Linked DNA regions of Mus musculus: region 2 is linked to region 1. The links are chromatin loops, found by intact Hi-C in ENCODE. Cell type or tissue: left cerebral cortex. All regions are shown on one strand. Each heading gives the region's core, and the rest is flanking DNA. Links, peaks and the distances in the headings are about the cores only. Region 1 overlaps A930007I19Rik (RIKEN cDNA A930007I19 gene). Region 2 holds the start of Cd274 (CD274 antigen).

Region 1 (9,099 bases), core at 276-8,275:
AATTCCTTTTTGCTTTATGAAAATAAGTGAAGGGACGAGAATGCTTCAGCAGTTTAGAAGACTTGCTGCTCGCGTGCAGAGACCTTGAGTTCAGCTCCCAGCACCCATGTCAGACAGTACACAGCTGCCTGTAAGTCCAGCCCCAAGTGTTACAAAACCACCCGACCTCTGTCCTCTGTGAGCACCAACTCTCTCTCTCTCTCTCTCTCTCTCTCTCTCTCTCTCTCTCTCTCTCTCTCACACACACACACACACAGACACCAAAATCCAGAAAAGTTAAATTCTAGGATGTTATTTTTTAATTAGTTGTTTAAATTAGCATATATAACAGTGAGCTTCATCCATACATTTTTGGTCCTACCAACCCCTACCCACCTACCCTGCCCCTGCCCTTGCCCTGCCCATGTTCCCCCTGTGATCTGGCCCCTGCCCCTGCCCTGCCCATGTTCCCCCTGTTATCTGGCCCCTGCCCCTTGCCTGCCCCCACCCCACTGCCCCGCCCCTCACCCCACCATCCTGCCCTGGTCCTTTTCTTATCCAGTTTCCCTCCAGCTCTGTTTTCACACCACATTATCTTCTCTCATCTCCTCATTAGCTCTTCCTTACAACCTCTCCTCCTCCTCCTCCTCCTCCTCTTCCTCTTCTTTCTCCTCCTCCCCTCCCTCCTCCTCCTCTTCATCCTCCTCCTCTTCGTCCTCCTCCTCCTCTTCTTAATGTTCCTCTCTACTTTCATGAGCTTTCTCCCAACACACATATACAAATACACAAAAAAAATTAAAAGCTAGGGCCTGGAGAGATGGCTCTGTGGTTAGGAGCAGTGGCTGCTCTTTGAGAGGACTTGGGTTCAATTTCCAGCTTCCGTATAGTAGCTTACAGTTGTCTGTAATTCTAGTCCCAGGAGCTCTGACCCTCTCTGCTGGCCTCTTCTCACACTAGGCTCACACACGGTACATAAACATATGTCCAGACAAAACACTCATGCACATAAAATAAAATTTTATTTTATGTGCATTTTTTCCTGAAAGTGTTATGATTTCATAAATAAATAAAATCCTGTTGTATACATCTGTCACAGCAGGATAGTTCTCCTTATCCACTCATCTGACTGGTTCTGTTTCTCAGCTACTGTAAGCAGTGCGATAAGAAGCATAGACATGCAAGCTCTAGGAAGTGCTGTCTTGGAGTCCTTCCGGTGTACACGGAGAAACAGCACACCCAGTCACTGTGGTTCCGTTTTAATTTCCCATCCGACGTGTATAAGGCTCCTCTTTCCCTACACCCTCGCTCCATTTGTTGTCATTGGCTTCCTTGGTATTAGCCATCCCAGAATGTCATCTAACAAGCAATTCTGATTCATTATTTATAAAGATGTGGCTGGAAATTATTTGTCAAACCAGGTCAGACCTTGCTCTGAGGTCCAGGACCTCAGAAGACAGCAGAAGGTCTTCTTTTGAATGACCACATAGCAACAGGTAGCCAAATTTCTTACTGTATGTCATGAAACTGCTTCAGAGCTCAGTTTTAAAACTTTAATTAAACACCAAAAACGCTAACATACGGCTTGTGTGTAAGAACGGCAGCAGCCATAAAAAAACAGTCTTAAGTTCTCACCGTGTATCAGGCACGAGTCTACATATGGATTTTTTTTCTCCATAACAATCCTCCTCCTGTTTGTCATATACCACTGTTGTCCTCATTTTTAAATGCATTTTTATTATTTTTACTTCAGGTGATCCTGAAGGCAGGAGGGGGCTGCTAGTGTTCCTGAACTAGAATCAGAGGCAGTTGTGAGTTGATCAGCATGGACACTGGCAGTCGATCTGGACCCCCACCAAGAACAGTGTGCTCCTAACTGTGGAGCCATTGCTCCAGCCCCTTTGTTTCCATTTAATGTTCGAGGCACAGAGAATCACGTGCTCAGAGTCACAGCTAACTAGTAGGCCTGGCACACCATATCCAGATTCCACACACATTTGATTTCTTGTCTGGCAATTGATTTCCCCAGTTGGAAAAATCATATCTCTAGCTACTCTCCTTCAATATATCTGCTTGAGTAATTGAGTGTTAAATTCAATAGTGTTTTTTCAGACAGCTCCCTTTTCCAAAGTCCATGGAGAAGCTGGCTATCAGCCCATGAAGCCTTGTGCACTTCCGACATGAAGGAACCAGATGAGACCAGCTCTTGTGTATTGGCAGGGAGAAGGGGGTCTTTCCATTCACTTAGCATGAAGCATCTTGAGGCTGTGGCCTTCCCTGTCCCCCCAGCCTCCACAGCAGCCAGCCTCTATCGAGGAGGTCTGAGTATCAAGTTCACACGATCAGCCTCAAAGACATGTCATGTGCTCCTGATGCAGGAAGATCTGGCCTCAGCCTTGCTGAAACTCACATGCTTCATGGGTAGGCATTTAAGGAAACAACTGACCATAAATCTTAAGAAAGAACATGCGTGCGGATGCAGATAAACTATCAGTTTCCTTTCCTTTTGCTGAAAGTGTGAGCAATATTATAAAAACGAAAAAAGAAGGCTTCAAGTCATTCTATTGATAATCCTGTCCTGTGGATGAGAAAACACCGAACCTTGGGATAGTATAGCTGTGGCAGAAATCTAAACCCACCCCCCACAAAGCAAGAAAACCACTTTGAAATACCATGCTCATGATGCGCAACTAATCTGTGACTTGAAAAAAAATAGTTTTAGCTCATTTTCTTGGAAGAACAAAGAGGGAGATAGAGAAAGAGAGAAGAAGGATGAGGATGAGAAGAAGAGGAAGAGGAAGAAAAGGAAGAGAAGGGAAAGAAAACAAAACAAACAAACAAAGAAGTTTGTGTGGTAGAAATGGCTCCTAGGATAAGACACATGGCTCAGAGTGAACATTTTCATTTACTTAAAGTTTAATTACTCACCCACTCCATAATTCTAGGGCATCAGGCTCACACAGTAGCTTAAAAACGGAGGCATGTCTGGTCTTTGGCCTCTTCGCTGCTGTGCTGCTATCTGCTTGTCCTTCGATGTCTGATGGGACCCTTTTATCTTGGCAGAATTCTGAGACACTCTCAGGAGAGTCCTTCTTTTGTTCGCAGGCCTACATAAGGAATCTTGCTGCTGTGTTTGGGTCCACAGCACTCAGGGCCAGGCCCCCACAGGCTCTGTTCTCCTCCTGGAGGTCTCAACCTGTGTATGGAACTGTGACAAGTGAGACCAGTTCTCCGACTCTTACAGAATCCATTTCAAATCCGCTGCCCCTACCCTGACTTGCTCTGCACAGAATGCTTGCCTGCTCTTTCTCTTCTCAGGGACAGGCCACCTTTCTCCTCTTCCCCTCCAAAACCCCAGTCTTCCACTCTCTGTCCTTGCTTGCTTTTTCTGTCGCTGCGATAAATCAATCTAATCAATATTACTAAAGCAATTTGGAGAAAAGGCTGAGGCAGAAAGATCACCTGGGTTCATAGGTTCAAGACTAAACTGGACAACAGAGCCAGAACCTTTTTTTTTTTTAAAAGAGGAAAAGAAAGCTGGAGGAGAAGAAGAATGGGGGAGGGAGGAATGGTGGAAATAGACAGTATATGTTGTGGGGTAATATCCTGTAGAATATAGGTCACGGGTGTCAGCCTCCTACTTCTAATGATTGTGACATGGGCTTTGCCAAGAAGAAACCTGAGGCAATTTACTCAATCTGATATATTTCCTCAGACCAATAAAGGTCAGAGGACAAATGGCCTTTATACAATGTTATTCCTTATGACAACACTTATAATAGAAGCCACCTGAAAATAATCTACACTTCTACTGATAAGTAGCTGGTTAAAAGGTAATTGTATTCTTCTTAAGTCGAATACAATTCAGCCATAAATTGGCATAAGGAAGATCTCTGTGAACTGCTGTAGAGAGATCTTTAGGGTATTTTATGTGGAAATAAAATCATGGTGCAGGACTCAAGTATGCCATAGTTTGAGTAAATCGTTGAAAGGAGCATGTCTTTATCTATACGGTTGCATGTTTATAAGTATGGGAACCCAAAAGAGTCGGTTACTTAGAGAGAAGAACTGGGTGGATGTGGAACAGGGAAGTGAGAAAGGAGACAGAACCCCGGAGCATCCCGGCAGGAGATCCATGCCATATTCAAGAGGCATAACCACAGGATTCTTTCCAAGGGTGTGGACAGGGCTAAGAGCAAAAGACAGGGACATAGCGAGCAAGCTTCGGAGGAGAAGCGCTGCGGTCCGAGGTCCTGAGGAACAAGGGAGGCAGGGGAGGGAATTAGCGAACCGGCACTCAAAGAAAGCTTTTGTTGGTGAGAAAGAACAAGAAACCCAGCCACTGTGGCCTCACTCCTCCAGCTGAGAAGATAGTGGGCTAGAGGGTCCCACTCAACCCTCTCCTGACTGTGAATCGCTTATTAGTGCCTCCTAGTGGGCAAATTGCTGATGTCGCCGAACAGAAAGGGTTGTCTCAGCCTCCTTTCCGCTAAGCCCCTGGAGCTGACCCTGCAGCTGCAGCACTGTTCTGGAGGGCATACAGGGAACAGTCGCCATTGCTTTCTCTGTAGCTCTGAGGAGTTTCTCTGAGTTTAACCACACAAATATGAAACATATGAAAAGGAGACAACTTTCGTCCACACACAGTAATAGTAATAACAATAATGATAATCATTAAATATTAACAATTAATAATAACTAATATAATAATAAAATTTAAAACCCTCCAAATGAAGGGTTGGAGAAATAAGTTTCCAAGACCTTTCTCCCAGTCTAACTTGTCTCTGAAGCTCGTTTCACCAAGTCTCAGTCCACGGCGCCACCTAGCGTCCAGGAGGAGCTTCACATGCTAGCCCTACTGCCTCCAAGCCTCCTGGCAGGTAAGCGGTTTTCACTGTCAATCAGACTCAATTGGGAATGATCTTCCATAAAAGGGGGATATATTTTGAAACTTAAAATATTTGGAGTTTTTTTTTCTTTTAGAACAATAGTGGGAAATTATCTACATTCATTTTTAGATTGATTCATTATTATGATTTTTCTGGGAGAATATCTTTCAAACTGCTTCTAAGGTAAATACCGCCTGTGACACCCCCCACCCCTACCCCACTAAAGATTCTGTGAGCGGCTTCTGAGTTTGTCCCTCCCCACTTACGTGTTCTTAATACAGAGCATCTCAATCCTGGCTGCAAAACACTCACGCGGACAAGCTTCTGCCAGAGATGTCGTTCTCACTGATTTGTGGAGGGGCTGTTTAAAGCATTAATGGGCACAGCGACCAGGAGCCCTTGCTTGTGCTACTGAGGGCCCTGAGGTGAGGTACGCACCTGCGACTAGGAGGTGCAACTAGGCCCGTGTAAAGGATGTTCGAGCTCCGTGTTCCTGCTCCTGATTGCACACTTTGCACCCTGCCTCCTCTTCTGCCATCACAGGTCTACCCATATTCCAGGGCCTGACTCAGAGTTATCTCCTCTAAGACTTGCTCCATTCTCATTCCCAACGTTAGAGTCTCTGATAACTTTAACAATGACTTCTATAATTCTTTTTTTATAATAGAAAAAAAAAATTTTTTTTTTGTTTTTACATAGGGGCTCACTATGTAGCCCAAGCTAGCCTGAAAGTCATTCTTGCCTCAGATATCTTGAGTTCTGGGATTACAGAACCATTATCATAATGGTAATAATTACCATATAATATCATATAATATTAATGCTTATAATATATTATCTAGAATATATTATGCCAAGTTTAAACTATTCATTTTAACCTACCAATTTTTAGCAGTTAAAAGTATAATATTTATGTGAGATATAAATTAAACTCTTCAAAATAGGAAGTGTGACCAACATAAGGAAACAGCTTGAAAAATGGGGGGAAATCTTTGCCAGCTATAAATGTAAATCTAGAATACACAAAAACAGCAAAAATTAAACACCTCATAAGACTAATTGCAAATTAGTAAATGGGCTGATGAACTGAACAAGCAGTTCATGGAAAAAGGAAAATAGCCAAAAGATATTTTATTAATATATCGAGCTATATATTACAGAGATATAGAAATAAAAACAATATGGTACTGGCACAAAAACAGACATGTAGACTAATGGGGGGGAAAAAGACCCAAATACAATACAAACGCACATAATAACAGCCATCTCATATTCGGCCAAGATGCCAAAAATGCACACTGGAGAAAAAAAACAGCTCATTCAACAAAAAGTGTGGGAAGAACTGGATGTCCACACGTAGAAGAATGAAATTCGAGCCGTATTTATAAACCTGCACCAAAGGCAGGCTGCAACTCTAAATGGATTGAAGATCTTATTGTGGAGCCTGGAATGCCGAAACTGTTCAAAGAAAACATGGGCAGTGGCACCGCAGGCACAAGAAATGACTTTTGTTTTGTTTCCTTTGTTTTGTTTTGTTTTTCAAAAAACAGGGTTTCTCTGTGTAGCCTTGGCTATCCTGGAACTTCCTCTGTAGACCAGGTGGGCTTCAAACTCATAGAGATCCACCTGCCTCTGCCTCCCAACTGCTGTGTTTAAAGGTGTGTGCCACCATCACCTGGCTAAGAAATGACTTTCTGAATTCAACTCCGTTTGCACAGAATTTAAGGCCAACAATTGACAAACAGAACCTCGTAAAACTAAAGAGCTTCAGTGCATCAAAGGAAATAATCAACCAAGTAAAAAGAAAGACCATGCCCCCAAAAGGATTAGTATTAATGTCTAGAATATACAAAGAACAAAAAACAAAAACAAACAAAAAACCCTGAACATCGAAGAACAAAGAACCCAAGTTTTAAAATGGGCTACGGAGCTGAACAGTACATTCTCAAAACACAAGTGGCCACAAAACATTTGAAAACATGTTCAACATCCTTAGCTATCAGGGAAGTGCAGATTTAAGCTACTTTGAGATTCCATTTTACCCCAGTCCGTGACTATGATTAGGAAAACAAATGACAACAAACGCCGGTGTCGATGTGGAGGACTGGGGACAGTCGTGTGCTGTTGGTGGGCGGGTAAACGGTGCAGTCACTTTAGAACTTGGGCTGAAAGTTCCTCTAAAGACTTTAAGTAGAATGACCACATGACCCTGCAATGTCCCTTTTGGGCACATATCCAAAGGACTTGACATCCTCTCAGAGACACTCTTACATCCATGTTCACTAGTGCTCTGTTCATGGTGATGAAGACCTAGGATCAAGCAGACATTCGCCAGCTGATGAAGGGATACGGAAAGAGTAGCACATTTATACTAGGGAATACTCAGCTGCAAAGATGTGCAGAGCTTTGGGGGGCCGCTTGGCAGGAATTTGACACTGGACCATAACAAGGAAGGGAGCTCAGGCAGGAATCTGATTTGAAGGTAGAACAAAGAAGTAGGCTTCAGGCAAGAATATGACTTTGGTCTAAAACAGGGAAGTAGGCTCAGATACCTTGGTCATCCTGATAAGCCCCTAGAAACAGTGACCAAGGGAGTAATCACAGGACTTCATTTATTGCCTTACTTGTTCCTTGACTATTTGTGTTTATTGTCTTGCTTGTTCCTCAATCTAGAACTGACCTTATTATTCGCATGTAATTAAAATGATATAAAAGCAGAGTAGGAAAGAATAAACCCACCTCAGTCTCAGGACTGGCTGGGGTCATGCTACAGTGTTGTCTAATTGTCTTTTTTTTTCTCTCTCTCTCTTTTTAATCCTCACTCCTGCCCTGGAGCACCTGTTGACTGCCTAAGCTGACTTGGTCAAAAGAAAAATGTCATGAAAATTTCAGCTAAATGGATGGAACCAGGAAATATATATTTACTAAATGAGGTCACCCAGGCCCAGAAAGACAAATGCTGCCTTTCTGTCCCACAAGAGGATCCTGCCTTCAAATACTTTGTCTTGGGTGTTTAACTTGAAGAACAAACAGATCTAGAAAACTAGAAATGGGCCACTGAGGCTGGGCATTAAGGGAGGGAAGACAATAAAATACAGTTACGATATAAGCAGAGAGGGAGGCCAGACCAACCGAAGGTTAAGCATGGGGAAGTGTAAGCAAGAGAAGGGTTAACGGAAATGAAGGGCGTCTGGAAAAGGTCCATGGAAACCTATGATCTTCAAGTCCCATTAAAAAATATAATTAGAGGGGACAGTAGAACACATGCGACACAAAAGAACAGGGAGGGAATACTGGGGGTTGAAGGGTTAAGTGTAGATGGAGGCAGTGGGGTGGGAAGGAGGGGGTGGGTACGATGTGAGCTAACCAAGACTTAGGACATATGAAAACGATTTATGGAAAACCACAAGTACGTATGCTAATTTAACTTGTTTTTGTTTTTGTTTTTCAAAGAAACAGTCTAAACAGAGGTGCTCTGCATTAGTGGAGGAAGCTGCTCCCAACAGACATAGGTTATTAAATAAAAGTCTCAGTGCCAAGTATGAATAAGGTAGCAATCAGGAAGCCCTAAAATAACACGAGCGCTTGCCATTGTTCTGGGTGAGCCAGCAGAACTAGATGGTCAGATCATATTGGTGAGAAGACTCCACATACTTTGTTTGCAGGACATAAAGAAATTAACGGTGCCTTGACTAGGAGACTAGGAGACTGTCTATCCACTGGCTAGCTTCTCATCATGATGGGAGGAGCTGTAGAGGCTGCTGGGGTCTTTCCCTCCACTGGATCCCGCATGCTGCAATACTAACCTGCCAGATCAGACAGGCAAAATTAATCAGACTTTTACGGGAGGGTAGGGTTTTGAATACGAAATATCCTATATAAAGCACAGGCATTTAAACTCTTCATTGCCCACTTGAGAGTGCTCTCTGGGAAGACTTAGGAGGTGTGGCCTGCTGGAAGAAGTATGTCACTGGGGGCAGGCTTTGGGAGGGTTTGACTTGGTTCCACTTCCGGTTCTCTCTCCGCCCTGCCCCCCAGCTTCCTGCTTAGGCTGCCACGCCCACGTGCTGCCACACCTCCTAACCATGGTGGGCTCTTTTTTCCTCTGGAACCATAAGCCCAAATAAACGCTTCCTTCTGTGCGTTGCCTTGGTCATGTGCTTTATGATAGCAACAGAAAAGTAACTAATACAGTGATAAATTCTAAATTGATTTGAGGCCTCCTTCCCAGGAG
Region 2 (8,931 bases), core at 932-8,931, 130 kb before region 1:
CACTCCCACCCAAAATAGAGCTGAGTTGTTTACTCTGGACTGTTTCTTTGAGGGAACCTGATTTACAAGAAAGCTAATGCAGGTTTCACTTTCACTTTTAGTTTCGTTTTTAAATAGTGTTTGTTTGTTTTTGTTTTTATCGACAGCCTCTCAGTAGCAGCCCGGTTGTCTTGGAGCTCTCTCTATAGACCAGAGACTCACCTGCCACTGGCTCCTGAGTACTGGAATTAAGGCGTGTGTCACCGCACCGAAGCCTAGTTTCGTTTTTTCTTAAACTGTGAATATCCCAAAGCTGACTCTAAAGTCATCCGCAGGAAATACTATGAGATAAACTCATGCTCAAAGGGACTGGGTGGCTTCGGTTTCACAGACAGCGGAGGTTGGACAAGGCTTCCGCGGAGTGGGCGGGGCTCTGAACTCGAGATAAGACCAGGAAATCGTGGTCCCCAAGCCTCATGCCAGGCTGCACTTGCACGTCGCGGGCCAGTCTCCTCGCCTGCAGGTAAGGGAGCATCTTCTCGCGGAATCCGCTTGCAGGGCACTTTAAAGAGCCAGAATCCCTAGACCTTTTTAGGACGGAGAAGGGAACCGGTTTCCTGGGAAAGTTAAGAACTCAGAATCCGCAGTTTTGTGTGTTTATGGATCTTGTGGGTAGGTAGCTGGGTCAGAAGAGATGAATTAATTGGTCCTAGCGCGACTTGACTGTTTGCTAGCAATGACTGGGTCTTTCCACTTGAAGCATCTCCGGAGGTCCCTTCCTCTGTCGAGGTCTAGGATGCTGGAGCTTAAGATTTTCATTCTATCTGCCCAGAGAACCTAAAGGATTTTTGGAAGAAAATGTCCCAAACAGTTCTTAGATACAGTGACCTAGGCTATGTTAAAGTTTAGGTTGGGGTTGTCATAAGAGGTGAAAGTACAATATTCTATCTTTTTTTAAAAATAAATTATTACAGGTGCTTTCCTATGAATTACTTAGCCAGTTTTTTTTTAATTGCTATATTCCATTGTGCTGGGTTATTAAAGGGCATCACTCTCCCACTGAGGAATGCACAGGTTAGTAATAGTGCCTTACTAGCTCAGTCATCCACTGACCATCTGTGTATGTGACTGTCTGGAATATGGCTAGGTATTTCATTTAGATAAACTCTTATATGTATAAGTACTTCATTATGTTTGAGTGTCTGAAAGGCCTTTGTGTAGAAAAAAAAAAAACAACAACCTGAGAATACATTCCAGAAAGTATCCGCAGCTGATGATGATAGTGACCAAGCGGTGTTTAAGGAGAACTTTATACAGGGAAAATATTCACCTTTCCCAGCTGAGCATCATAGATAGGAAGACATGATAGTGGTTATATGCTGCTCTAAGGAGGGATGGAGAAGGGATGGATTTGAGCACAGGGTTCAGGATCATTTGATAGAATTTGAAAACTGGGTAAATTTTCACTCTTTTGAGAAAGGAAGTTTGCATCTGCTTCCCCTCCCCGCCCCAGGCACTCTTCCCCCCCCCATCCCCCCCCGTGCCCCCCCCCCCCATGGGAAGATAAAGAAGTGGCGTTCCAAGATCTTCATCTGGACTTCCCCTGGGACAAACCTATTTCCCCATCTTGAATGAGCGTCACTTCTTTACTTTAAACTCTGTTCTGTGAAAGGCTCTCAGCTCTTGTCTGGGAATTTGTGAAAGGTTACAGTTTCTTGCCGGAGGGAGGGAGAAGGTGACCCTGGACTCTTAGCCCATGTAAGAGGTGCAGGTTTAGAGGTCAAAGGCCATGCTGATTTACATGGTCCCTGAATTTCCCCTTTTGATCTACTGCTCACACCTGCACCCTGAGAGCCAGGGAGGGGAGGATATGATACTGAAGAAGGTGACTATCAGACCCAACCCATCACCTTTCAGACTTTATACTAAGCTTTAAAGCAGACTCATAAGCAATAGATAACTGTTCCAACTGAGTCTGCCATCAACGTAGGAAAAATTAGGTACAGTCTTCAGTGGATATCATGTACCTCATTGTGACTGTCTAGTACTCGGCTTGGCCATTTCTCCCAGGGCCTCATTGCAACAGTCACTGTGTCCTCACAGGCCTGGATGTCATCCTGCCTCATCTGCTTGGGCAGATGAACTGGAGAGATATGATTAATAATGAGTCATTTGATTTTGCTCTTTTTGTAAATGTCCTTGGTTTGGTTTGGTTTGTTTATTTTTTGTTTTGTTGTTGTTGTTTGTTTTTATTTTCATGCTCTTGTTGTTGTTTGAGACAGAGTCTCACTATGTAGCCCAGGCTAGCCTCTTCCCCCAGTCTCTCAGATGCTGTTGCATCTGCCCTTTTCTAACATCAATGATTCATAATAATCAGCAAGAAGGCTATGACCTTAACAGTCAAAATAAGTAATCAGGTAATTATTGAGAGCTAAATATTTATTTAAACAAATCAAGTTGCATTTTTCAAGAATTGAATGGGGGGATCTAAAAAGTAATGTTTGTGCTGCACAAAGATGTAGTGGTATCAGTTGCCATAGTCTTTCTCCCTAGATCCGCAGATCTCCTTAGGGAAATCTATAATTCAAGCCTAAACTTGGACCTGGTACACAACTGGTACTCGCCCAAACATTGGCCAAGCACACACATATTTGTGACTCTGAAAAAAGGGACAACACATAACAGCAAAGGCGCTCCGTGTTAGGGGCCTGTTAAATACAAGACTTGGGGAAATTATGCCATAATCTTACATTTTAAAAATGGCTATTACATGTGTGAGACAACGGGGGCTGGAGAGATACCTCAGAGGTACTAGGCACACATATGGCAAGCAGATGTACAAGCAGGCAAAACATTCTTAAAAAACAAAAACAAAACCCCAAAACAGATTTCTTTCTATATTATTTATATGGGGTTCTGCCTGCGTGTACACCTGAAGGGCAGAGGAGAGCACCAGGTCTCATAGGTGGTTGGTTGTAAGCTACCATATGGTTGCTAGGAATTAAACTCAGGACTTTGGTAAGAGCAGCCAGTGCTCTTAACCTCTGAGCCATCCCTCCAGTCCCAGACAAAACACTCTTACACATAAAATAAATCAATCTTTAAAAGTGTAGAGGAAAATGGCTGAACAGAAACTATTGACAGACATGCTGAGAGTGGTCACCGTTTCTCCAGCTTGGCACTGGTGGTGCTGTAGGCCATCTCAGTGTCTGTCACCTTGGGGCGGGGCGGGGGGCGGGAGGGGGGGAAGGCGGCAGGGCAGGGTCTTGGCAGCATCTCGGGCCTCTATTTCATCACATCAGTAACAGCTCTCCTTCGTCCCAAGCAAGCTTTGGCAACCAAATAAATATGTTAGCCAATATTACCAAACGGTCCCTAGAGGAGAATGTGTGTAATGTGCCTACATTCGTTTTTATAACAACACCAACAATATCCAACCATAAAAATAAACTGAAATGGTCACTCTACCTCAGTGACAACGTCTGAGCTCCGTTTCAGGGTCCCTCACAAGAAATTCGATAGGTGTAATGATTTATTTTTCCTAATAAGTAAAATGATTATTCACTCATTTGAAAATTGGACACACACACAAAAAAATGAAGAAAAAATTTGCTATTTCATCTCTCCTTTTCTATCTCTTTCCCTTTAAAAAAAGTATAAATGTGGGCTAAAGAGATGGCTCAGCAGTTAAGAGCACTGGCTGCTCTTCCGGAGGTACTGAGTTCAAACTGCACCAACCACATGGTGGCTCACAACCATCTGTAATGGGATCTGATGCCCTCTTCTGGTGTGTCTAGAGACAGTGACAGTGTACTCACATACATAAAATAAGTAAAAAAAAAAAAAACAAAACTTTTTTTTAAGTATAAATGTGTAAGAACTTACCTGTCTTCCCTATAAAAGCCACAATTACCTTTGCAGATAATCACTGTCAGGCAGTGTCTTCAAGAGAAGTGGGGTTGTTCTACGACACAAGAATATTTTTGTTTATATACTACCCTCTAAGCTCCTTCCTACTTCTCTGCAAACTCATCCCCTGTGCATATACTGAAATCTATCCGTCACGGTATTTTGAGTATACACAGTTATCCGTCACGGTATTTTGAGTATACACAGTTTTATTAGCTAATACATGGGGTATTTCAAGTCTGGGACTGTTGTTGGCTGTGTCATCTCTGTTACATATGACTTATATTTTCTAAGATGAATTTCCAAGACAGGAATAGAGAGATCATACGACATGCACAGTTAAAGTTTTAAGAGATTACAAAATTGACCTTTAAGAAGCTATACAATTTCACATCCTTTCCAGGAAAGGTCAAGAAATCCCTGTATCTTCACTAATGCTACCTATGAGGAGTCTGTAATTTTGGTAGAGCAGAAGGTCCAAATGGTATCACAGATCCTCCATGGACTTTCTTATCGAGAGCGTTCTTTCCGCTTTTATTGATTATCCTTCGAGCTATGTGAGACTCTCATCCGTCTTCCTCTTGACCGATGTATAGTTTTCTCACTGAGTTCAGAGGCTAGGATGCAGAAGCCGTCCTCGTCAGCTTTATACACCTTTCAGATTGACTGTGAATGAGCACACAGGTCAGAGAGACGGTAAGGGAAGACCTACTCTCCCATGAACGTTGTAAACATGCGAATAACACAGAAGCAGAAAATGTAAACTATTAGACTGGCTGGAATGTAGCGCTCACCTTTGAGCCCACTCCTTTAGACACCGGTTTCATGGAAGAATGGCTCCTGTTTCCCACCTGCTGCTTCAGCAGTGCCCCAAATAGTGCCAGATTCAGAGGAGATACTCAGTGTTTGCCGAGTGAATTAGGAAAGTGTTCAGCGGAGGGGACACTAGCATTCAGACATCCAGACCTTAGAGTAACCGGGCCAGATGGAAGTCTCCTTCCTTCCCATAGCTGTTACCACTGTACTGTCTTTACTGGGGAAAAGATTTATCATGTGGAATAGGTGCGAGGCAGAGGTGAGATTTTAATGGGGAGGAAGCATTGAAAAGTGAAAGTGAAAATTGGATGCTCTTTGCTTTGAAGCTTTGCCTAAAGCAGGTTTTAGCTTTCAAATACGTTTCAATGTTGAAAGAACGCATGATACATATGGAGGGGGGCCTGGGGGGGGTCCTTGGCTGAGTTTGAATGTACATTAACAATCTGGGGGGCTAATAACTCAATGTAAAGCTGCTGATCCCATCATACTGACTTCTTTCCACTTGGTTCTACATGGCTTTGAGTTACAAAATGAAAGCATTGAATTTTGAACTGTTCAGCTGTGTTTCCACACTTGCAAATCGGTTGTTGGCCAGCCCTCAGAATTGCTTCAGTTACAGCTGGCTCGTCTGCTCTTTCCAGACTGGCTTTTAGGGCTTATGTATATATGAGAAGGACACATTTACTAGTGTCTCCTTGCTCTGCTATTGAAATTAAGCAGACCTCTCTGTGTTTCCCGTTACTAGATAGTTCCCAAAACATGAGGATATTTGCTGGCATTATATTCACAGCCTGCTGTCACTTGCTACGGGGTAAGTCACCAAATCTTTTCAGTGGGTTCTATATTTTCAATATTTTAGCTATGAATTAAAAATGGAAGTAATTTGTGGGGTGTGTATGTGTGTGTATATGTGTGTGTAGAGGGGGGTCTGTGTGTATGTGCAGTTGCTAGGCACACATAAAGCGTTCATAGGACAACCTAGAGCTTAGTCCTCACCTTCTACCTTGTTTGAGACAAGGTCTCTTATTTGTTGTACATTGCTGAGTCCTGTAGTTCGGCTAGCTCAGAACCTCCTGGGGGCTCTCCTGTCTCCACCTCCCAGTCCACTGAGATTGTAGGCACATGCTACTGCACCTGGCTTCTACCTGGTCTCTGGGGATTTGAACTTGGGTCCATGGGCTACACAGCAAGTCGTTTACTTACTGGGCAATCACTCCATCCCCTAAGATAATTATAAGGAATATACCTTGCTTATCCAAACACATTCTCATTCTCCTTTGCCATAAATAAGTTACTTGGCAAATATATTGTATGTATTTTTAATAAATAAATAAAATCTTAAAAATAAATAAAATTATTTGTGAAGACAAAAAAAATAAGTTACTTGGAAAGGATGAAGGAAAATACTGGAGCTTTGGGTGTGGTTTAGTAGTAGAACACTTGGCTGATGTAAAAAAAAAGCCCTAGGTGCAATCCCAACACCAGAAACAAATGAAGGAATGAACAACAACCGCCCCCACCCCCCAGGGGATGAATATAAAAATATCAGGTAATACAGAACTAACAGGTGATCCGTTTCCTATGAATAACTACTGAACATTCCCAGGGAGGTGGCCCACTGATAATATATTTTTATTTATTGGTTCCTTTTAAACAAGACTGGGAATATATTATCTAGCTTGCATCACCACCACCACCCCCCACCCCCGCCCCATGAAGTTATTTCAAAGAAGAATTTTAGTGTTCATGTGATTCCCTAAATAAAATGATAGTAACCTTTTACCCAGGTTTTCAGATGTGTTTGGAGGAGTTTTCTGTCTTCTGAGGGCTGGTCCTCTTTCCTTTTCAGCGTTTACTATCACGGCTCCAAAGGACTTGTACGTGGTGGAGTATGGCAGCAACGTCACGATGGAGTGCAGATTCCCTGTAGAACGGGAGCTGGACCTGCTTGCGTTAGTGGTGTACTGGGAAAAGGAAGATGAGCAAGTGATTCAGTTTGTGGCAGGAGAGGAGGACCTTAAGCCTCAGCACAGCAACTTCAGGGGGAGAGCCTCGCTGCCAAAGGACCAGCTTTTGAAGGGAAATGCTGCCCTTCAGATCACAGACGTCAAGCTGCAGGACGCAGGCGTTTACTGCTGCATAATCAGCTACGGTGGTGCGGACTACAAGCGAATCACGCTGAAAGTCAATGGTAAGAATTACCCTGGATGGGGAAGGCTTCATCCGTATTTAAAACAGCTCCCTAATGTTGAGAGCTCTTCATTCTTGAGAGTTCGCACGCACTTCTCACAGAACAACAGCAGCCTGTTCTTCTCGCTCGTTTGTTCATTCGTTCGTTCACACACTTCACCAGTGAAAAAGCCTAGCACTGTGTGTTTGATAGTAACTTGAGATTCAGTACCAGATAATACTCAGCCATGCTTTGCAGTCAGTACCATGATCTTGCAAAGGTGAAATGCCAGGTGTTTGTTTCTTATCATAAATGCAATATATAATATATTACATAGATGTATAGATATAACTGTGTAACATGCAATAAGATATAATATGCATATATTTCATATAACATAATGTATAATATATAATGTATAATAATATATACTACAATATATAGTTATATGCATAGTTATATATTGCATTTATGATAAAAAGCAAACACCTGGCATTTCACTTTTGCAAGCTTTTTGAATTACTTGTAAATATATATACATGCAAACATACATACACACACATGTTTTTTTACAAGTAATTTGAATGTCATGGAAAGAAATAGAATCATAAAAATGTCCCTCCTCCCTAACTACCATCTTCTAAGCATAAATATACAGTAACTACTATTTGTACATCCCTCCATGACTTTTTGATTGGATTACTGTTTATATTTAATCTATCAGGCTTAGCACATTTTCTTTCCTTTGAATACCTCCATACAAAATTCAATGTGTGTTTATATATATATGTATATATATAGTTATATCATATCATATATCATACAAAGTTTTATATATGTATACATATATAAACACACATATCTACACATACATACACATTTTTTATATATATACACAATATATAATGTATATGTGTGTGTGTGTGCATATACCTCTATATCTATCTATCTATCTATCTATCTATCTATCTATCTATCTATCTATCTATAGCTTCTACTGTAAGGGTCACTTTTTAAAAAATTAAGGTTAATCTATGAAGGATGAGAAGTGAAGATCTTAAGTGTAGAAGAAGCCGTTCTTCCACAGAGATGGTACAGGCTACACTCAGCAGGCATGCATTCATTTTCAGGGCCTGCATCTCTGGGAGTGCTGAGGAGGAACTATGAGTGTAAGTTCCTGGGTAACGAGCCACAGAAATGTCATCAGGTCCCTTGAGTTCACGGTTCTGGGTTGGAACTAACTAAGGGAAGGAAAACACCTTGCTAACCACCCCTGCTTTCACTGTTGGGTTGCATAGACCTGAGAGCTTCACTCATCGCAGGCGTGCACACAGCCAGCCCAGTTGCCCACCAGGACTGGAAATCCCCAAGGCTCTCCTCTTCACATACCTCCCACAGTGGTGTCCCTCGAATCAGGTCCCTTTCGTGGTCTGCGGAAACTTCACCTTGATGGACACTGAGCCGAACCCCGTCTTCTCCAGGCAGACGTTGCAGATGGTCTGCCTGCTCCTTTTCGGTTTTCATAATAACTTTAAAACTATTTGGCTAGAATCAGATAGTCTCCTTCGATCTTTTTACTCCTAAACTAGTGTGAAGCTCAATATTATACATAGGAAAAATTCACATTCCTCATAAGGGATCACGGCAGTTATTAACGCAATCTTATGTAGAGATTAGGAAAAATGTGTCCATTCGACAGTTTATTAATGGGTCTGTGATGGTGGGTCGCTTAGAGCTTATGAAGATGCCACTTGCCTTATTTCGGTGCTTGGCTCTAACTTCCATTACCTTTTACTTACAATTCTTCATTTGTGACACTCATGAAAGGAGACTCGGGATATGGTTGTTAATATCTTGAGCAGCTGTTAGTACATCAGCAAATATGAGGCTCCTGTTTGGTTCCAAGATTTTTAAAGACATTGTGAAGCTGGAAGGCCATGAGCAGTCAAAGTTGCTGGACCTGGGGCACTGGAAGGAGCTCAAGGCGGGCAGTCAGGAAGAAGGGAGCAGGGTGTAAGCCTCTGTGACAAGAGGTCTCTCATGGCTTGTTAGGAGTA

What was found. Hi-C counts contacts between places; a loop is a spot of excess contacts. Peaks named below come from ENCODE experiments on the same cell type or tissue, not always from the same donor. Only the 100,000 strongest peaks of a DNase experiment are listed, where the experiment ranks them.
Region 2: it touches region 1 in a loop (6-fold over the local background); 16 of 42 quality-filtered maps call a loop at or near these places.

Annotation. Positions count from the first base shown.
Region 1 is chr19:29,496,908-29,506,006 of GRCm38, forward strand. A930007I19Rik (RIKEN cDNA A930007I19 gene) reads right to left here. Exons shown (of 4, transcript NR_015567.3): 4 at 6,756-8,671. Among named protein-coding and RNA genes, the nearest start is that of A930007I19Rik, 21 kb to the right of the region's middle. In left cerebral cortex, for the core only: a CTCF peak has its summit at 4,801 (motif pointing left); DNase peaks (open chromatin) are centred at 4,392, 4,803 and 5,317; H3K4me3 peaks cover 497 bases.
Region 2 is chr19:29,367,005-29,375,935 of GRCm38, forward strand. It overlaps Cd274 (CD274 antigen), which reads left to right and starts at 434. Exons shown (of 7, transcript NM_021893.3): 1 at 434-502; 2 at 5,450-5,515; 3 at 6,554-6,895. The coding sequence starts at 5,464. It also overlaps a transcript of Plgrkt not described here. In left cerebral cortex, for the core only: a CTCF peak has its summit at 3,735 (motif pointing left); DNase peaks (open chromatin) are centred at 5,306, 6,698 and 6,813; H3K4me3 peaks cover 1,241 bases; H3K27ac peaks cover 430 bases.